2 separate regions of the Homo sapiens genome follow, and region 1 is linked to region 2. A link is a loop called in an ENCODE intact Hi-C map of the cell type or tissue named here. Cell type or tissue: OCI-LY7. All regions are shown on one strand. Links, peaks and the distances in the headings refer to the core of each region. The heading gives the core; the rest is flanking DNA.

Region 1 (7,759 bases), core at 1,226-6,225, 230 kb before region 2:
AGTGGTATAAGAATAGAGAGACCTGTTCACATTCAAGAAACAATATTAAGAATGCAGTTTAGGGCTGGGCACGGTGGCTCACACCTGTAAGCCCAGCACTTTGGGAGGCAGAGGTGGGTGGATCATTCAAGGTCAGGAATTCGAGACCAGCCTGACCAACATGTTGAAACCCTGTCTCTACTACATGTAAAAAAAAAATTAGCCGGACATGGTGGCGCATGCCTGTAATCCCAGCTACCCGGGAGGCTGAGGCAGGAGAATAGCTTGAACCTGGGAGGCAGAGTTTACAGTGAGCCTAGATTGTGCCATTGCACTGCAGCCTGGGCAGCAGAGCGAAGCTTAGTCTGAAAAAAAAAAAAAAAAAGTTTAAGGCCAGGCACAGTGACTCATGCCTGTAATCCCAGCACCTTGGGAGGCCCAGGTGGGCAGATCACTTGGAGCCAGGAGTTTGAGACCAGCCTGGCCAAAATGGCAAAATCCCATCTCTAAAAAAAAAAATAAATACAACAATTGTTAGAGGAATGTATATTAATCACAGTTGCTTTTGACTACAAGTAACAGAAATTTGACAAACAGCAATTTAATCAAATAAGGTATTGATTTTTCTTCTGTAATATGCCTGTGTGTGTGTGTGTGTGCGCACATTTTTTTCTTTCTCCTGAACACAGTTGAAAGTACATACATGCATTATGGCAGTTCACTAAATATGTCAACATGTGTCACCTAAGAACAAGGACATTTCTATATAGCTATATTCTGTTATTATATTCTAGAAATGTGTAACTGTGCCATAAATTTTAATATCCCATACTCGGTTTTGTACATCGTTTTCAATAATGCACTTTTTGCATTTTTTTAAAAAAAATCAGGATCCAGTTAAATTTTTTTTAATTTAATCTAGAACGGTTTTCTTGCCTTTTGTCTTTAATGACATCAGTGCTTCTGTGAGTCCAGGCCAGTTATTCCTAGAGTGTCCCACAATTTTTGTTTTTCCGATTGTTTGCACATAATTTGATTCACATTAAACATTTTTGTTGAAAATATTAAGTAGGTGATGTTTATTCAGAGTACCACATTAGGAAGCACATCTATCAGTTTGTCCTCCTGTGGTGATGTGGTAAGTGTAATCACCTTGGTAAGGTGGTATCTGCCAGATTTCGCAGTTAATCTACCATTTCCTTTGTCAGTAATCTGTGGAGTGATACTGAGACTTCATGAATATTTATTCCCAACAGACCTTTTTCTTGTTGGGAAATAAACATCCTTTTATCCGTTCCTAACTTAATTTTTACATTGATAGTTAGAAAATAGTGATTTTTCTGGTTCTACCATTTTTTCTGCTTTAGCTGGCATTCTTTTATAAAGAAATGCATCTCTCCCAGCCTTACCCTCTGATAATACTGGAATACAGCACACTGAATCACAAAATAATCCATGATTCATATGGAATCTTTTTTATTATCTCTTTTTTTTTTTTTTTTTTGAGACAGGGTCTCACCCTGTCGCCCAGACTGGAGTGCAGTGGCGCGATCATGGCTCACTGCAACCTTGACCTCCTGGGCTCAAGCAATCTTCCTACCTCAGCCTCCCAAGTATTAATATTTGGGACTATAGGCACATGCCACCCTGTCCAACTAATTTTTTACTTTACGTAGATTTGTATGGAATCATGGATTATTTTGGGATTCAATTTGCTGTATTCCAGTATTATCACTATTTTGATGCTCGAATTGTTCTAAATTTGGTCAATCAGAGTTTTTTTGCACTGGTTTCTCTGTCCTTCTGACATGCACCCATCAATTTTTGAGCATTTCTTTGTCCTCTGGCACAAGAAGATATCCTAGGTCCACATTATACTTTTTGTGCTTCAGACCTGGAATGTGACATTTCTCAAAAGAGCTCTGGTTTCTTTCAGTGGGGAATGGTATTTTGAAGCCAAAATCTATACTATTGGATTTATTTTTTTCTTCCAAGTGTCCTCCTTCTCCCTGAGAAGTGGTGCCTTTTCTGAGCTTGCTATACCTGGTTCCACATATTTTTATGCCTCTCTTTTGGATTCTCTATTAGCTTGGCCTCTGCAATGTTGGATCTGAAATGTGTTTTTAGTATTTCCCAGTAAAAGTGTGACTTAATTTTTTTTGGGAGTGATACCTATGCTTCAGCACCCCTAGATTCCCACTCCCTCTCTCCTCTGTTTCTGTCATTTGCCACCTGATTTTCTCTGCTCCAGCATAGGTTCTGGGGCTTGATCTTCTGAAACTGGCATTTCTCATCTCTCTTACATGTAAGTTAAAGTTTTTAGTAATCTCCATCTCCTAGTTTTACATTACATATGGGATGGGATATGGGTAGTTTTATTTGCTCTATTTGTTGATTTCTTTGAAGAATGTGTGTTGTGATTAGAATTTAGGTGACTATAATTATTCTATAAAAATTGGAATTCTTCAATTTAACTTTTTATGGCTTTCTAAGATGTGAAATATCTGACTTTCAGTTGAAGTTTTAATTTAAACTTGGTGACTCTTGGTAATCAGTAAGTAAACTTGGGCAAGCCTTCAGTATATTTTGAAGTAATTTATGCCATTTGTCCTACCCTAAATGGCCTCTAACCAGTGTATTCTTTTTGAGTCCCTGGGTTTCTTTGCTTTTTAGTAGCCTTTCTCTTTCCACTTGCAGACCAACATCAGTCATTTTCTTCTGTTGTCAGTGTGCTGTCTACTAAATCCTATCCACTTTATGAATAGAGAATTAAGAATTTGGATGACATATCTTGTTAGACTTAGGTATGCCATTAGATAAGCAGGACCAAATGAAAGCCTGAGGGCCTCTTGGAGCTTTATTTAGGATCTGAATCTCCTCTGAATGTCTATTTGGTTATTAAATAGCCATTTCTGCCTTATTTCCAGTTCTTTACTGTGTTCTAGTTTGACAGTTAAACTGGGTAAATCATCTTAAAAACAGGTTTTGCTTTAGGTTTCATGTAATGATATTGAGGGATGCAATACAACGTTAAGAGCATGAATGGTTCTGGAATCTGATTCCTTAGGTTCAGATCCTGGCCCTACTACTTATTGGTTGTGTAACTGAGTAGTTGCTTAAACTCTCTGTACTTCCATTTTCTCACCTATGAAGTGAAGTATAATAATAGTATCTTCACAGATTTTGTGAAGACTGAAAAAGATGATACATGACAAGTCTAGAATGGTGCTTTGGTGTTGATAATTGATTGTTATTACAGTTGATGTATTAATAAATAATAAAAATGTGTTGGATATTCACTCTGTATAAGGAGCAGTGATAGGCTGTTAAATAAAGCAGATCATCAGATCTTTAGGATAATCTGTTTGTCACTTGCTCCCCACCCCTCTCCGTATATCAATCGTGACATTAAAATGTTTTAATGATAATTTATTAAACCTTTATGCTTCCCATTGAGAAAGTGCAAATGGTTATTTTATTGTGTATTCACTATTTAGGGTTTTACTTTAAAAGGAACACTATAAATGTCTGAGTGATGTTAATTTCAAAGATTGTTTATAGCATTCTTTTTGTATTCTATAAAGACACATAGCTTGTAATGAAATTACACTGTTGTGGAGTTATGTGTCCACTAGAGGTCACATTATACTTTTATATTACTTAAAATGTCTTTTATCTTCGTAGTGTCAGTGAAGCTTACTTCAAAGAAAGACAGAGATAGGAAAAGTTCATGTATTGCTTCCTGAAAAAATACAGTTTAAAAAAGGAAAGAAAGAAATTTAAGATGGACTGTTAAAGGAACCAGCTTTATATGCCATAGTTTTATATTTGATAGCTTATTACTCTGTTGGTTAGAAAATTGGTTCGTAGTATGGAAGTAACAATGAGATTTTGGTACCCAAGTCAGAAATAGGAACTGCTTACTCTCAGCCGCATTTTTTGAAATTACTTTTGAATGATTACATGTAGGTACAGTCATGTATAAATGTGTTCTACATTTATTATCTTTTTTTTTTTTTTTTTTTGAGGCAGGGTCTCACCGTGTCCCCCAGGCTGGCATGCAGTGGCACGATCATGGCTCATTGCAACCTTGACCTCCTGGGTTCAAGCAATCTTCATACCTCAGCCTCCCAAGTATTAATATTTGGGACTATAGGCACATGCCCTCTGTCCAGCTAATTTTTTACTTTATGTAGAGATGGGGGTCTCACTGTGTTGCCCAGGCTAGTCTTGAATTCCTGGGCTCAAGGAGTCTTCCCACTTCAGCCTCCCAAAGTGCTGGGATTGCAGCCACCACACCCTGCCTATTACCTATTTTTATTAAAAGGAGTGTGGATTTGGAGTGCTGCCTACTTGGAGAGTGACCTACCCAAGTTACCTAAATTCTCTGGACTTTCAATTTCTATGTAAAGTGTTAATAATAGCTATGGCAATGTTATGTTGAATCACAACATTTAAGTGAAAGTTCTGTGCAAATGATGCAATGAGTCATCAGATAACTGCTGTTGTTTTTAGCCTACTAAGGTACAATCTGATATACCTAATGCTAAATGACGAGTTATTGGGTACAGCACACCAGCATGGCACATGTATACATATGTAACTAACCTGCACATTGTGCACATGTACCCTAAAACTTAAAGTATAATAATAAAAAAAAAGGTACAATCTGGGAAAAAGAAAGGAATCTTTAAATTTTTAGCCTCTTTTTTTCTGAAACAATAGATTATTAGTTTGTACTTACTTCTTGGATAGCCATTGTGGCTAACAATAGATTGTGAAAAATTCATTCATGTGATACTCATTCCGATGCTTGATATTACTGTCTATATGTTACAGCCTTAAGTGTGGAACAGCTATCTGGTTAAAAAAATGAGTACTGACTCCTGGCAGTTTCACATTTTTTGTGGAACTAATAGGTTTAATTGAGTTTATGTGTTGGTATGGTCTATTTTTTACTGATAATTTTGGTCCTTATGCGGATAATGCCAACATTCAAGTGCTGAATATCAAGGTTACCAAGAGATGGGTCAGGTAGTTATGGTGTTATTGAAGTTGGTGCTTAACATGTTTTCATTATCTATCAATCAACCACAAATAAAAAAGGCAATCTTAACTATTGTATTTACAGTGAAAAGGGAAAGCTTTGATTGGCACTGTCAGCATTTAACATGCAAACAATTTTTGAACTTTGGTATGTGGAAATGATTGTGAGCCTAAGTAGAACACTGTTGGCTCAAAACAGGAAGCAAATAGATATTTTTAAAAAATGCTAATTTATTTCTTACTGAAAATGTTTGGTTTTCACTATTCCCCTTCTTGCCTTCCTGAACTCTTAACTGCTGCTGATGGCCCCAGAGTTTGCATGCAGTTCTGCCTGATCTGGGTCTCTTTGACCCCAAAGCCTATAGTCAGACCCTTTTACACTTACCAGATCCTCGAGCATGGGATCTCTTCCTTTTAAAACCTTTATCATCATGACATACTATATGTTTCTTGTATTTGAAATGTTTTCTGGTAAGTACATATTATATACAGACTTTTCGTATTTTATGAATTTTCTTGGTAAGAATCCCCAGTAGATGTCTGTCATGAATGGAAACTATCATGCAAGGTTTTGGGATCCGTTAGATTCTAGGCTTGAGGCTCTGTTGTTGACTCTTCCATGACTTTGGGCAGGTTTTTTTAATCTCATTATTTGTTAAATGAGGACAATCATTTCAATATACAGTTGTTGAATGAATGATATATTTCATATCTAGTCTACTGATTTCAGAAACATCGCCAAGGGTTTCGTTTGCCTTTTTGTTTTGTTGCTTTTTAAGGAGGTGGCTATTCTTAATCTTTTAATTTTTTTACTGTATAGATAACAGACAAGAGAGTATCCAGAAGACATGCCATTCTTGAGGTGGCAGGTGGTCAGCTGCGAATCAAACCGGTAAATATGTTATTAATGATTCATTTTAACTTTCATCTCTTACCCTTTCAGTTCCCAAGCAGAGGTGCCTATTTTCTAAGGTTATGGGAATAGGGAATTAATGTCAGAATATACCCTTCTCATTGCCAGAAAATAATTAGGAGATAAAGATCTAAACTGTGAGGAAAACTACATATTTTCTCATAGGACAATGCCACATTTACCTAATTAGAATTTCAATGAAAGATGACTGCCAGTTCATGTATATATTATGATTTGGTTTAAAATTGAATACTCCAAATAATAAGAAAGCCCATAACTATTAATGGTTGGTTTTTTGAGCTGGGGTAGTGACCAAAGTAACTTAAATGTTATAGGGTTATATTTTAACATATTCTCTATCACTCTGTATAGAGTTGAATATTTCTAAAACTTAGACTTTGTTCAACTTCGAGGTTTGAAAAATGATTTTAATTTGAAAGTTTTTGTTGAGGGCTCGAATTTTAATTGCTTGCTTTATAGTTTACTGCTGCGAAATCACTGATGATATGCAGGGACAGCCAGTTTCCAAGAATATACAATGTGATTATTCCTTTTCATTTGCAGAGTCTATTGTGTAAGAGAATGAAATACGTACATAAGGGTCCATTTATTTTAGACTAGATCGTATGGTGGTAAAATTTCATGGAATTCATTAATTTATAACTTTTTAAAACCAATTTGTATTTTCATATTTTATATACCACTGCCTGTTAAATCATTAGTTCTTTCTTTTACACAGATAGTACTTGCTTTTATTATCCTATGTTTAACTGTTTGCAAATTTGGAAAGCATCTTTTTAATTTTAGTACTTGGAAATTTTTTGAATAAAAAATTATTCAATGTATTCACCTTATCTCAACCTTGAATAAATAATCTTTAAAAGAGTTTATGTCTCATCTTCATTCTGCATTATCTTATTGTCTTGAAAAAGTGTTAATATCTGGAGTCAACACTTCTTTAGGAGCCACTGTATTTACCATTAGATATTCATCTCTGTATCCTCTCCAGCTATCTTATTCTTCTGAGATGACATACTGGATCATAAGGCCCTTGAGTGTAGGAACTCTGACTAATCTTTGTATCCCTAGTGTTTAGCATAGTGCCTAAGACATAGTAGGTATTTAATTAATATTTGTTGAATGCATGAGTAAACGCTGTGGTGAGAACTATCTATGGCATATCTAGGAGTGGGAACATGGTAGATTTTTACAAAAGTATGTTATTCTCTAGTGCCCAATTTCTAATACCCTGCCAATGAACTACCATGGCCTAAAATAAGTTTTTTTGTTGTTACTAAAGCACATTAAAGGAAAGAATAGAGGGATCTTGAAATATAGAAATGATTATTTTTTATTTATATAGATTTAGGGAGTGCAGTGCAGTTTTGTTACATGATTATATTGTGAAATGGTGAAATCTGAGCTTTTAGTGTAACCGTCACCTGAATAGTGTACATTGTACCCATTAGGTAATTTCTCAACCCTGTCCCACCTCTCACACTACCACCCTTCTGAGTCTCCAGTGTCTGCTCTGCCACTGTGTCCATGTCAGCACATTTATTTTGTGAACAAATTAACCAGTGGAATTGTGGACAACTCAATAGATATCAGATTTTCTCTTTACACTCTTTGTTTACTCAATGATAAGAAGAAACCCTTCTTATAACAAAATTGACATGGCATTAAATTTTTTTATATCAAAAATAGGTGATTAGAAAACCGTCATATTTACTAATGCATGAATATTTTAAACATTTACATTTTTTCTCAGTGTTAATCAAGGACATTTATATTTTAAAATGTTTTATAAATTGGCTTTAA
Region 2 (7,759 bases), core at 1,250-6,249:
CATCAACCCGTCATCTACATTAGGTATTTCTCCGAATGCTATCCCTCCCCCAGCCACCCACCCCCCGCAGGCCCCAGTGTGTGATGTTCCCCTCCCTGTGTCCATGTGTTCTCATTGTTCAACTCCCATTTATGAGCAAGAACATGAGATGTTTGGTTTTCTGTTACTGTGTTAGTTTGCTTAGAATGATGGTTTCCAGCTTCATCCATGTCTCTGCAAAGGACATGAACTCATCCTTTTTTACGGATGAATAGTATTCCATGATATATATGTGCCACATTTCTTTATCCAGTCTATCATTGTGCATTTGGGTTGGTTCCAAGTCTTTGGTATTGTGAATAGTGCTGCAATAAACATACATTAGCATGTGTCTTTATAGTAGAATGATTTATAATCCTTTGGTTATATACCCAGTAATGGGAATCCTGGGTCAAATGGTATTTCTGGTTCTAGATCCTTGAGGAATTTCCACACTGTCTTCCACAATGGTTGAACTAATTTACACTCCCACCAACAGTGTAAAAGCATTCCTATTTCTCCACATCCTCTCTAGCATCTGTTGTTTCCTGACTTTTTAATAATCACCATTCTAACTGGCGTGAGATGGTATCTCATTGCGGTTTTGATTTGCATTTTTCTAATGGCCAGTGATGATGAGCTTCTTTTCATATGTTCGTTGGCCACATAAATGTCTTCTTTTGATAAGTGTCTGTTCATATCCTTCACCCACTTTTTGACGGGTTTCTTTCTTTGTAAATTTGTTTAAGTTTCTTGTATATTTTGGATATTAGCCCTTTGTCAGATGGATAGATTGCAAAAATTTTCTCCCATTTTGTAGGTTGCCTGTTCATTCTGAAGATAGTTTCTTTTTCTGTACAGAAGCTCTTTAGTTTAATTAGATCCCATCTGTCTATTTTGGCTTTTGTTGCCATTGCTTTTGGTATTTTAGTCATGAAGTCTTTGTCCATGCCTATGTCCTGAATGGTATTGCCTAGGTTTTCTTCTAGGGTTTTTACAGTTTTAGGTCTTATGTTTAAGTTTTTAATCCATCTTGAGTTAACTTTTGTATAAAGTGTAAGGAAGGGGTCCAGTTTCAGGTTTCTGCATATAGCTAGCCAGTTTTCCCAGCACCATTTATTAAATAGGGAATCCTTTCCCTATTGCTCGTTTTTGTCAGGTTTGTCAAAGATCAGATGGTTGTAGATGTGTAGCATTATTCCTGAGGACTCTGTTCTGTTCCATTCGTCTATATATCTGTTTTGGTACCAGTACCATGTTGTTTTGGTTACTGTAGCCTTGTAGTATAGTTTGAAGTCAGGTAGCGTGATGCCTCCAGCTTTGTTCTTTTGGCTTAGGATTGTCTGGGCTATACAGGCTCTTTTTTCATTCCATATGAAATTCAAAGTAGTTTTTTCTAATTCTGTGAAGAAAGGCAATGGTAGCTTGATAGGGATGGCATTGAATCTATAAATTACTTTGGGCAGTATGGTCATTTTCACAATATTGATTCTTCCTATCCATGAGCACAGAATGTTCTTCCATTTGTTTGTGTCCTCTTTTATTTCCTTGAGCAGTGGTTTGTAGTTCTCCTTGAAGAGGTCCTTCCCATCCCTTGTAAGTTGTATTCCTAGGTATTTTATTCTCTGCAGCAATTGTGAATGGGAGTTCACTCATGATTTGGTCCTCCATCTGTTATTGGTGTATAGGAATGCTTGTGATTTTTGCACATTGATTTTATATCCTGAGATTTTGCTGAAGTTGCTTATCAGCTTAAGGAGATTTGGGGCTGAGACGATGGGGTTTTCTAAATATACAATCATGTCATTTGCAAACAGAGACAATTTGACTTCCTCTCTTCCTATTTGATTATTTCTTTCTCTTGCCTGATTGCCCTGGCCAGAACCTCCGATACTATGTTGAATCGGAGTGGTGAGAGAGGACATCCTTGTTTTGTGCTGGTTTTCAAAGGGAATGCTTCTAGCTTTTGCCCATTCAGTATGATATTGGCTGTGGATTTGTCATAAATAGCTCTTATTATTTTGAGATACATTCCATCAATACCTAGTTTATTGAGAGTTTTTAGCATGAAGGGCTGTTGAATTTTATTGAAGGCCTTTTCTGCATCTATTGAGATGATCATGTGGTTTTTGTCATTGGTTCTGTTTAAGTGATGGATCACATTTATTGATTTGTTGATGTTGAACCCAGGAATGAAGCCAACTTGATCATGGTGGATAAGTTTTTTGATGTGCTGCTGGATTCAGTTTGCTACTATTTTATTGAGGATTTTTGCATTGATGTTCATCAGGGATATTGGCCTGAAATTTTCTTTTTTTGTTGTGTCTCTGCCAGGTTTTGGTATCAGGATGATGCTAGCCTCATCAAATGAATTAGGGAGGAGTCCCTCTTTTTGTATTGTTTGAAATAGTTTCAGAAGGAATGGTACCAGCTCCTCTTTGTACCTCTGGTAGAGTTTGGCTGTGAATCCGTCTGGTCCTTGGCTTTTTTTTTGATAGGTAGGCTATTAATTACTGCCTCAATTTCAGAACTTATTGTTCTATTCAGGGATTTGACTTCTTCCTGGTTTAGTCTTGGGAGGGTGTATGTGTCCAGGAATTTATCCATTTCTTCTAGATTTTCTAGTTTATTTGCATAGAGGTGTTTATAGTATTCTCTGATGGTAGTTTGTATTTCTGTGGGATCAGTGGTGATATCCCCTTTTTCATTTTTTATTGCATCTATTTGATTTTTCTCTCTTTTCTTCTTTATTAGTCTGGTTAGTGGTCTATGTATTTTGTTAATCTTTTCAAAAAACCAGCTCCTGGATTCACTGATTTGTTGAAGGGTTTCTCCTGTATCTATCTCTTTCTTCTGCTCTGATCTTAGTTATTTCTTGTCTTCTGCTAGCTTTTGAATGCGTTTGCTCTTGCTTCTCTAGTTCTTTTAATTGTGATGTTTAGGGTGCCAATTTTAGATCTTTCCTGCTTTCTCCTTTGGGCATTTAGTGCTATACATTTCCCTCTAAACACTACTTTATCCGTGTCCCAGAGATTCTGGTATGTTGTGTCTTTGTTCTCTTTGGTTTCAAATACCTTATTTATTTCTGCCTTAATTTCGTTATTTACCCAGTAGTCATTCAGGAGCAGGCACAGCCTTCATCCTGATACACAGAAATGCCTGGTTGGAGAAGGGCAAAAAGTTGAAAATATTCCTTAGTAGAAAAAAAATGTGCACTAAAAAGTATTTTTTATTAAAATACGGAAGGAAAGAAAAATACAATGGGTTCAGATGGGCATATGACAATAATAAAATGTCTCACTTCCCTTCCTCCCCTTCTCTCCCAGCACTCCCCTGAGGTTGCCACTTTTGGACATTTCTGCTTTTAGCTCTTCTGGTGGTTAGAATCATGACTTCCCTGACTGAGAGGCATGACTAGCCCTGAGCATGAGGGTGGGGCTTGTGCGCTGGAAGGCTTAACTTGAACCTTGTGAGCAGGAAGTCAGGCTAGAACCACTCCTAAAGTGCCTGGGGAGGATGGGACTTTTCACTGTTGGTTGCTTCCTCAAATCCAGTGGTTCTCGAACTGGAATCCTCAGCACTGCCTGAAAAGTTGGTAGAAATGCAAATTCTTGGGCCCTACCCCAGACTTATGGAATCAGAACCTTTGGAGGTGGCGCCCAGCAACCCATGTGCTATTTTAACAAATTCTCCAGGCCATTCTGATGCCTGCTCAAGTTTGAGAAGCCCCGTTCTAAGACAGCCAATCAAACAACCAAACACCACCACCAACAACAACAAAGAGACAAAACTCATTTCTTCTTCCAGTGATTGGTTTGGGGTGGGCACGTGACCCTGCTCTGGCTAATGCAGTGCAATGGGAGGCTTGTTTAGGGGCTTCCGGGAGGCGGTCGTGCTCTTGAAAAAGATGCTTGGGAAGAGTAAGAGGCATTGCACCGGGTGCTTTCCCGTGTAGGTGAGAGGCATGGGGCTGCTACTGCCATCTTGTGGACACACTGAGTGGAGGAGGTGAACCGAGGGAAGAACCTGGATGCCTGAGGAATGAATGCCAGAGCCCCAAGAGTAACCATCTGGGAGCCATCCTACTGTGGACTTCTTGTATGATATGTATTATTTTTTAAAGTTAAGAACATGTTGAGTTTGGTTTAGCAGTGAGGCACCCGAACACAGTTCCATTCTGGAACTGTATCTCCTCCCAGACATAGATAAGTGGCTGCCAAGAACAGCTCTCTGGGTAGGCTGGGCCATAAAAGCCACTATTACATGAACAGGTGAGGGCGGTTGGGAGGAGAAATGAATCTACTTCACTCTTTATTCCATAGGTATTTTCAGTCGTTTTCACACCTGCCATTTCTGAGTCCGGGGCCCTTCTGGCGCCCTGCCCTCTTTCATCCTTCTCTGGGCCATGTTCTGAGCTGTTGTTCCCTCTGCTAATGTTACTTCCTGAGTGTAATTCCATCCACTGACAGGCTTCCAGAAGTTAATGAAAATCCTTGGCCTGCCCATCCTTTCCTGTGCCCGCCATTCTTCCTATCTTCCTTACTGCCATCTATTTGGGGAAAGCAGAGAGATAAAGGAGTGTTTGGCTTGCCAACTTGAATGGGAAGGCCCAGATTGTTTCATTGTTTGCTTTTACTGAGACTTGGTTATCATTCTCCCTTTTCAAAAGAAGAAAGAAAGATGAAATAGTGGAGGAGGAGAGCTGCCCAGCAAGATTCCCTCTGGGACATCCATGTAACCCTCTTGGAACATACGCTAATGCTATGGAAATGATTCTTAACTCTTCATTTTGTGGCTTCTTCCAAAATGCAGACCATTCAAGGTAGATGGGGACACTGTGGTGAGTCAACTTGATGGGGAGGGGCTCTCAGAGCTCCTGAGTTTGCCCTAGATTATATCTATCCTTCCCTGAAGCTTGGGTGGACATCTTTCTCTCTAAGAAGATGAAGAACATGGGTCCCTTTGCCTTCATAAGTTTGTGAAACTGAAATTTCAGTTGTCCAGCACAAGCAGATTGAGAATGTATATACATCGTTTTATTCAAACCTTCAACCACATGATGTTATCTTGAGGTAGCACTTACACTGGTGAGAAACCACCGTGGGATCTTAGGGTCATCTCAGATAGGCGTCCTTATTCTACTGTATAAGTTTTCTGAACCAAACTTCCTTCATTGTGACATGGTTTTGCCACAGCTGGTCGTTCTCTTTACTCTTTGATCCTGGTTGAACGATTCATGTAGATTCTATCTCTCTTTAAATGTCAGAATGTGACATTCAATATTTTTCGCAGTATTTGTTTTATGTGTATTCCTTAATGTTTCTGTTTTAGTTAAATACAGTCACACATCATTTAACAATGAAGATATGTTCTGAGAAATAGGTTGTTAGGTGATTTCAGGTGATTTCATTGTGCAAATGTCATAGAATATACTTACACAAAACTAGGTGGTACACACCTAGGCCATATGGTACGGGCTATTGCTCCTAGACTACAAATCTGTATAGCGTGTTACTGTACTGTAGGCAATTGTAACACAGTGGTAAGTATTTGTGCATCTAAACATATCTAAACATAGAAAAGGTACAGTAAAATACAATATTATTATCTTATGAAACCACTACTGTATATGGGATCTGTCATCAACAGAAATGTCTTTATGTGGCACATGACTGAATACATCAAACCTTAGGTTCATTGCTGTGTGAATCAGGGACCTCTATGTTAAAAGGCACAGTATGGGAGAAGCATTGTGATCTGGCCCAGGGTCAGGATGTTGAGGCTTTTACTGGCTCTAGAACTGAGTCAATTCAATCTTTTCTTTTTAAGCTTTAGACACTTCCTCTGCAAAAGACGATAACTTAATCACAGCCTCTGACAGGTTTGTGGAGTTGAGGCTTGACAAGGGTGTTAGGTAAAAACTGCAGTCTTGCATATGTGAAGCCAAAGGTCTGAGCTGTGAGCAAACCTATCATCACCGCTATTGAGTGACAGCAGTCACTCGGCCTTTCACATTCCAACTTAAAAAGCAGATGCATATTCCTATGGCTTTTCTTTGTATAAACACTATCCATAAAGCAATGGCAGAAAAGTTCTGGTTTCTTTAAAGTGGGAGTGAAAACTAAGACATATTTTAAGGTGTTCCAAGTGTAGGGGTTTTTATGAGTCCCCCTTCCACTTACCCACATGTGAATTGACATATTTTTGCCAATATAAATTTATTCTTCCTTTCCAAAGCCATTAACTTAATATTCATAAAAAGAGCTCTGTTTTTTCTTTTGCACTCATATTTCATTGGTTTAAGTAACCCACTTTATCATATAATTAGAATAGTAAGTACGGTTTATATCATCTTGGAATGCATTAGCTGGGCAACAGATAATTCACTTGGTGGGAGTAGAAGTAAATGGTGTACTACCAGCTGTGAACACTCAGCAGCTACTATGCACTCATCAAAGAGTGTTATAAAGGGTTACAGAGAATTGGGAACTTAGTTAAGGGCAGATTTGTTAAAAAAAAAAAAAAGTATCTTCTTTGCCAATCAAATGTGTCCCCTCAAAGTAGACCTCTAGAGCCTGGCTACTCAAAGTCTGATCCAGAGACCAGCAGCATCACATCACATTTTCTTTTTCTGGAGGATCTAAGGGGAGAATCATTTTCTCACCTTTCCCAGCTTCTAGAGGCTTCCAGCATTGCCTGATGGCCCCTTTCTTCCATCTTTCTGAACTTTGTTTTGTACTCACACTTTCTACTTCTACAGTCAAATCTCTTCTTACCTCCTTCTTATAAGGGCACACTTGGATAATCCAGCATGGCATCCCCATCTCAATATCCTTGACTTAATCGCATCTGCAAAGTACTTTTACCATATTGTGAAATAATAAGAAATATATAAGTGTGTGTGTGTGTGTGTGTATGTATAGATAGATAAATAGATAGATACCTAGACAGATAGATAGGTACATAGATACCTAGATAGATACATAGATAGAGATATTTGTCTCTGACCCTGGTTCCTGACATAGAGCTCCTAAACTTTTCTAATTCCCTAAGTGGTACGGGTACTAGCAGCATCATTTGTTCTAACATTTGGTCTTTGAGTCCAGTTCCTGACACAGAGCTCTTAAATTTCTTGGTATTTTCTGGGTGATAAGAGTGTCTTTTATTCAAATGAAACAACTCTTGATGAGGCCTTGGATAGCTTTAGGATAGGGGCTTGTCATCAGAAAGACAAGGCCATGATTAGAAGCTTAGCACTTTTAATTCCCAACCTTCATTCTCTGGGGAGGGCAGAAGAGCTAGAGATTGAGTTAGTAATAGATCAAGCCTACATGATGAAGCCTCCAAGAAAAAAAAATTTCCCTCAAGTATGGGTTTTGGAGAGCTCTGGGGTTGGTAAACACATCCATGTACCAGAAGTGTGGTGCACCCCAGCTCCACAGGAATAGAAGCTCCTGCACTCAGAGCCCTTCCAGACCTCATCCTATATACCTCTTTATGTCCTTTATTATAAAAGAAAATGGCAAACACAATAAGTGTCTCCCTGAGTTTTTTAAACTATTCTAGCAAATTATCAACCCCAAGGAGAGGGTCATGGGAGCCCCAGTTTATGGCCAGTCTGTTAGAAGCACAAGTGAGAACCCTGGACTTTTGACTGGTGTCTGAAGTGGGGGCAGTTTTGAAAGACTGCGCCCTTCGTCTGTGGCACCTGATGCTAACTCCAGGTAGATAGTGTCAGAAC

The links. Hi-C counts contacts between places; a loop is a spot of excess contacts. Peaks named below come from ENCODE experiments on the same cell type or tissue, not always from the same donor. Only the 100,000 strongest peaks of a DNase experiment are listed, where the experiment ranks them.
Region 1: it touches region 2 in a loop (3-fold over the local background); 36 of 110 quality-filtered maps call a loop at or near these places.

The regions. Positions count from the first base shown.
Region 1 is chr2:68,484,345-68,492,103 of GRCh38, forward strand. It overlaps APLF (aprataxin and PNKP like factor), which reads left to right. Exons shown (of 10, transcript NM_173545.3): 2 at 5,846-5,917. Among named protein-coding and RNA genes, the nearest start is that of APLF, 21 kb to the left of the region's middle. In OCI-LY7, for the core only: a CTCF peak has its summit at 3,622 (motif pointing right); a DNase peak (open chromatin) is centred at 3,627.
Region 2 is chr2:68,711,618-68,719,376 of GRCh38, forward strand. It overlaps a transcript of ARHGAP25 not described here. Among named protein-coding and RNA genes, the nearest start is that of ARHGAP25, 19 kb to the right of the region's middle. RefSeq lists enhancers at 3,320-3,614, 3,883-3,962. In OCI-LY7, for the core only: a CTCF peak has its summit at 4,029 (motif pointing left); DNase peaks (open chromatin) are centred at 3,444 and 3,934; H3K4me3 peaks cover 1,338 bases; H3K27ac peaks cover 1,365 bases.